Linked DNA regions of Mus musculus: region 1 is linked to region 2. Evidence: chromatin contacts called from ENCODE Hi-C or POLR2A ChIA-PET data. All regions are on one chromosome and are shown on one strand. The core of a region is the stretch at or near the end of the contact, and the rest is flanking DNA. Distances in the headings are between cores, read along the strand shown. Region 1 has its middle 53 kb from the start of Usp3. Region 2 holds the start of Fbxl22 (F-box and leucine-rich repeat protein 22).

Region 1 (2,997 bases), core at 411-2,910, 130 kb before region 2:
CATCCATACTACAGGCACCAGGACTTCACTCCTTCCTGCCAGGTAACATACTGGGTGTTCAGATGTTTGCCTTCTAATTAGTCATTCGTGAGCTGATGGGTGTTTGGACTGCTCCCACCTTTTCCCTGTTATGGAGAAGGAGAACAAGCTTTTATGTGGACATACGTGCTCATTTGAAACATTGATTTTGCTCAGTCATGTGGTGACCTCACGTTACGCTTACTGGGTGAAATACCGTGTCATTTTTTCAGAGAATATGCTCACTACTGTTTCTGATCTCTTCCTGAATTTGGACAAGAACACAACCAAGTCAGAGAGAGCTGGGAAGGAATGAAAAAGAAGAGGTGAGAAACAGCTGCTTCGGTGACCTTCAACCCAAACCACAGCAGCTGTCTAGGCCCAGAAGAGCAGTCGAAAGAGGAATTTGACACGAATGCAGAGAAAGCGGGTGTCTGGGGCTTGCTGCTGCTGATTGAACAGAACGAAGGACTCTAGTTCAAATCTCTTCTTGTACTACCTCACTGAGTGACCTTGGGCAGGGCCTGTCTCGCTCTGGGTTCTTTGGTTTCCCATGTATGGATCTACTGTGCACCTTATTCTTCTGTGACCCACCCTTACTGCCCCCATGGCTCTGGCTTGAGCTATTCAGGTGTCGCGATGTGCTTTGGGGATTGACAGAACGGCCACGGAGCTGCTGGGATCACACGTATACCTGGAGATGAGTGAAGACAGCTTCCCGGTTATCTACTCCATAACCAACAAGAGCCTTGCATCCCAGCAACAGGATGCTCTGCACTGCGGACTGTCAGTCAGGGTGGGGACCCAGATCTTGGTCACTGCACAAACGAGAGAGGAACACTAAACAACAGTGGCTGCCCCTGGGCCACAAGTTCAGACTTTTCTCCGAGGAGTCCCACTTGCTTTACTGCAGGAGAGATGCAGTTATTCCACTCCACTGTTTTCTCTTCCCAGACAAACCAGAAAACTACCCTTTCAGCGATTTCTATTTAGTGGGACTGTTTGAATTCCAAATGAGAAAGCAGCGGTGAGGTCTTTAAAAGATCATCAGCAAGGATCCAGCTCTGTCTTGTTTCCAAAGATAGAGTCCAAGCAGGTGAGGGCAAGCTAATGTCTGCTGATCCTTGCTACGTGCCAAACACTGTGGAACTTGATAATTCGTTCTCATCTCGTCTTACCCTTAATAGACTGTAAGATAGTGATGTTAGTCTTGCAAGAAAATGGAGGCAAGAAGCAGGAAGGCATCAGGCTAGCTGTCAGCTAATAGAGCTGGAAAGGTAAAACAAGACACCCTCCGTGGGTCCTGTGGCTTTGATCATTTGTGGACACTAGAGCCACATCAGCTGCCTGCCACAGTGGTTTGGGGCATGTCTCTACCTTAGCAGTGAGAAGAGAGGTAACCTGGAGCCTCCAAAAGTCAAGAAGGAATTGGGAGGATTCTAAGAAAGGAGAGAGCATGATGGGAATGGGGGATTTGAAAGGGCCAGAAGGACAGTTCCATCTTGTCAGGAGCAGATGAGCCTGGCCTGCCTCTGTAGCTCGCAGTGAGGCAAGGGTGCCCCACACCAGAGCTGGACACAGAGGAGCCTGGCTGCAGAGAGCTCACACGTGGTGCGAAGGCGCCCCCTAGGGGCCTGCTGGCTTTGCAGAGCCCAGGATACAAGGTCTGGCTCCTGAAGCCTTTCTGCACAGGGAAAAGGCCCCGTAGAATCAAAATAAAATGTAGGACCTCTAAAACCCAGGAAAGACGTGCAGAAAGGCTCAGGAACCCACCCGACAGTACCATCCTAAGAAAGACATTTGGTACTGTGACTTTGAGGAAAGAAAATCTAGAAGTTATCTTTAGAACTTCAGGTTTAAAAGAAAAACACATATAAGACTCTAAAAGTGATTGAGGTCCGCAGCTCTAACAAGAACGTGTATCCAACAAAGCCGTCATACAGCAGATAAGAAGGCAAGCCAGAGGCCGGGCGGTGACCAACACAGCCGCTACAGTTGGTGACTACAATATGCAAAGAGCAGCCACAAATCCACCAGCACAAAAATAGACACACAACGTTTACAATGGGGAAAGTGGGGGGCGCGTTGCTTTTTAACACAATCTCAATTGTTCAATTTTATCAATGAAGACTCGGAAGCCAGATGCTGAGGTGAAGTCCTGCTAACTCAGAGAGGCAGAGAAAACACACAGCTGACCGTCCTCCTCAGCCAATGTCTCACTGGGAATCCTGTCTTGCCCACCTGCTCAAAAACCTTCCTTCAAACTCAACGTCCCTCCCTTCTCCTTCCTGGGTGTCTCTCTAGCTCTCCTCCTGACTCCCTATTTTACTCACTATGGTTTTTTCTTAATCCTATGTTCACTTCCTGTCAGCTGGCTGTTTGCTCTGCCTGAGTTCTGTAAAGCTGTCCACGTCTGTAATTCCTGGACTTCCATGAGACAGTGGGTCAGAGACAAGAGAACCCACAGACTCTTGAGCAGCTAGGCTGGCACACATGTTGCCAAGGAGACCTTGTCTTGAGGTGAAAGGAGGGGACTGACAGAGGTTGTATTGTGACCTCCACACTTACTCCACAGTACACGTGTGTGCACACTCAAAGCACACCTGTAGTCCCAGCACTGAGGAGGCTGAGAAAGGAAGACCATGAGGTAAAGGTCGGTCTGGTCCCTTATCAATAAATAATCAATAATAAAATCGAGGGGCCTGAAGAGAGCTCAGCAGTTAGGACTGCTTACTGCTCTTGCAGAAGAGTCAGTTCCAGCGCTCAGCACCCACGTAGGTAACTCACAACCCTCTATAACTTCAATTCCAGCGAATATGACACCTCTTTTGACCTCCTCCAGCACCAGGCACATGCATGTTGCACATACATATTATGCAGACAAGGCTCATACATATAAAACAAAAAAATGAATCATTTTAAAATTAGGGAAAGGTCAAAGCAGGGATTTCAACCATGCAAAAATATAAAAGTAACACA
Region 2 (3,067 bases), core at 290-2,789:
TCCCCTAAACTCTCTCATGGTCCTCCAACTGCTGAAGTCACCTCTTGCCCAGGCTTTGGAAAGGCTCAGGTAGGAACTGTTTCCAGAGCATGGGTCTTCTGACAGCCCCGAGAAGATGCCACAGCACAGGAAAGAGGAGGCACATGTGTGTGTGACTGTCACCACTGGGCAGTAGCCCTCAAGGGAGTGGTGGCCATGCCAAGATCATTGGCCATTAAGACTTAGTAGTCTGTATGATGCCAAGATGTCATTGTGCACGTTACCATTCATTCTGGCTGCAGACGAATCACATCCTAGTCCCGCCTCACCAGCTGGGCTCTTCTGTGGATTGTTTCCAGGCAGAGCAAGCCGGGCAGTGGTGGCGCTCGCCTTTAGTTCCAGCACTCAGGAGGCAGAGGCAGGCGGATTTCTGAGTTCGAGGCCAGCCTGGTCTACAAAGTGAGTTCCAGGACAGCCAGGGATATACAGAGAAACCCTGTCTCAAAAAGCCAAAAAAAAAAAAAAAAAAAAAAAAGAGGAGGAGGAGAGGAAGGAAGAAGAAATGGCAGAGCAACAGCCATCAGGGGCCAGTCTTGTAGCCTACATGGGCAGGAGGAAAGGGGAGTAGTCATTAAGGGGTTCTGTGGAGTTCTTTCAGGGGAAGCTGTAGTAGTCTTAGGTTTCCACCAAGTTGTATGCACTTAGAGCAGCTTCATACTTCCAGATCTGCAGCACAGCTTCCTAAAAAGCAGGGCAGCTGGGGGCTGTGTGCAAGCATTGAAACCCATCAGACTTGCAGTTCACTTCCAGTTATTTACACTTCAATTAAGTGTTCAAAAATAGAAACTGCCCACCCTCACATATTGGGGAATGCTATCTAGGACAGATAATGAAACTCTGCAAATCACCCACGAAAAAGAACACATGCACCAGTCTGTCTGTCTCACACACACGTGCTAGCTTTTAAAATAACATTTCAGATGAATCTTATGACAGTTTAGGGTAAAAATGGAGCCATTTGGGCCTTGCCATTGGGGTTTAAAGATAGCTCATCTTTGCAAGGTAGCCATTAGTGTCCTGAGCTAAAGTACCAAGCATGATCCTCAGATTCCACTCACAGTTTGGGGCATGGTAAAAATGACCTCTTCCTAGCAAGGGTGAGCAGAGGAGCCGCACCGACACACTCTGATACCTAACAGCTAATACTCACTGTCCTGCTAGGAGAAAGGCTGCAAGCCCAGGAAGGGCTGTTGTCGCTAATTACCTCCAATGAAAACACCTTAGTAAAAGCCAAGAGCCCTGTGCTCAACACTTATCAGCTCAGAGGAAAAGAAATCCCTTTTAAGGAAAACTTGTAACTTCAATGGGCTGCTCTTCTGCCAGGACTTTCAGGCCCTCTGAACATAAGCCGAACCACAGATGGCTTCGAGTAAGTCTGGATCCTGACACCCGCCCTCCCCACCCCGAGCTTCAGCACCAGTTGTTGGCCAAAAATAAACACCATTCCTCAACCATATATGTCCACCAGTCCTGATCTGGGGAGGAAGCAGGAGGCAGGTCAGACCCTTTCTGGGCATTCACGTGCGGCCACCACTCACCATGCACATAACCCAGCTCAATCGGGAGTGTCTGCTGTGTCTCTTCTCCTTCCTGGACAAGGACAGCCGGAGGAGCCTCTCCAGGACTTGCTCCCAGCTCCGAGATGTGTTTGAGGACCCCACCCTCTGGCCCCTGCTGCACTTCCATTCTCTCGCAGAGCTCAAGAAAGACAACTTCCGGCTGAGCCCTGCGCTGCGCAGCCTGTCCATCTGTTGGCATTCCAGCCGTGTGCAGGTGTGCAGCATCGAGGACTGGCTCAAGAGCGCCCTCCAGAGGAGCATCTGCAGCCAGCACGAGAGCCTGGTTAATGATTTCCTCCTGCAGGTGTGCAACAGGTAGGCCACCTTGCCCCTGAGCACTGTGGCTTTGTTGGCCCTGGCTCCAGGGAGGGCTGGGAAGCACACATTCCAAGAGCAATATGGCTCAGATTGAGACCAAGGCAGACAACCAGTGCCCAAAGAGTTGGGTTAAATCGGCTCACTCTCAGCTCCTAAAAATGCTGCTGTGGCAAATGAAGTTGAGTTCAGCTGGGTTCAGCGGCTCCTTGGAGCAGCTGTCTTCACTGGCAGCCATTAAGGCCTGGTTGGGTTCAGCTGAGCCTGGATTTTCAAGGTCAGGCTCCCAAAGGCATCAGTTGGCTCAGGCCTCTAATTTGGCCAAAAATAAACACCATTCCTCAAACAAGAATGCAGTTACCGAGGCCTGAGAACTGCTGCTAAGGAAGGAGAGCTAGGGTGCTCAGGTAAGCTGAAGCAAAGCCTATGCAAAGTAGCAGTGAGCGTCTCCTCTGGGGAACACACTTGTCCTGCACAGCACTCAGGGATGGATTTCAACTGTCAGGGCATAAGGGATACTCTGAGACATAGTGTGCTGTGCCAGTGTAGGACTGCCAGATCTTAGCAAGTAAGATACACACCACCCAGTTATATTTGAATTTGAGATAAACCGTAATAGGGGATGCCCTGAAAAATCCCCTATTTGATCTTTTGATGCCACACATCCCTCCCTCCTCCCCCCAATCCCTTGCACAGGCTGAGCCACAAAATGGGTCAGTCACACCTTCCTGTGCAGGGAAGCTATGGCCAACATGGCTGTGCCAGCTGCTGAGGAGAAAGAGCTCCCTGCTAGCTAAGAAGCATGGGTGGTTGCTAGCTGCTGCCATCTAGGGTTAGTACCACTGTGGGCTGGCCTCACCACAGAAAGTAATTACAGGGGCCTGCCTTTCACTTGTTCTCTTCCCAAGTTGGATTTGGGCTTGGCTCTGACAAGACCAGGCAAGGCCATTTTGATGGGTTTCACTAGGCTGCAAGGTTATGGGCAGAGTGTGTGTGTGTTTGTGTGTTACAATCCCACAGTGGTTCATTCTTGCTGGAAGATAACCAGGTTTAATCCCTGAAACCAGCAAGATTCGATTTTTACAGGATCTGCTAAGCACCTGTCCCCAGTGTCAAAGAAAGTGCAAAGGTATTGAGTTTCCAGTTCTGATATT

The links. Hi-C counts contacts between places; a loop is a spot of excess contacts on that map. ChIA-PET counts read pairs that join two places held with the same protein, here RNA polymerase II (POLR2A).
Region 1: a map of v-Abl transformed pro-B cells shows a loop between it and region 2 (2.8-fold over the local background). The contact joins the enhancer-like site here to the promoter of Fbxl22 in region 2. A Hi-C loop is called at or near these places in 2 of 37 maps with a recorded cell type or tissue (both v-Abl transformed pro-B cells). POLR2A ChIA-PET finds 5 or more read pairs at or near these places in 3 of 5 experiments (Patski and embryonic stem cell).

What each region holds. Positions count from the first base shown.
Region 1 is chr9:66,645,059-66,648,055 of GRCm38, reverse strand. No RefSeq gene overlaps it. Among named protein-coding and RNA genes, the nearest start is that of Usp3, 53 kb to the right of the region's middle. Within about 2 kb of position 1,660, at least 1 of the 3 ENCODE cell types and tissues checked has a DNase peak (open chromatin) inside an H3K27ac peak, as active enhancers do.
Region 2 is chr9:66,513,065-66,516,131 of GRCm38, reverse strand. Fbxl22 (F-box and leucine-rich repeat protein 22) reads left to right here and starts at 1,539. Exons shown (of 2, transcript NM_175206.4): 1 at 1,539-1,913. The coding sequence starts at 1,579. It overlaps Usp3 (ubiquitin specific peptidase 3), which reads left to right. Exons shown (of 15, transcript NM_144937.4): 15 at 1-1,493.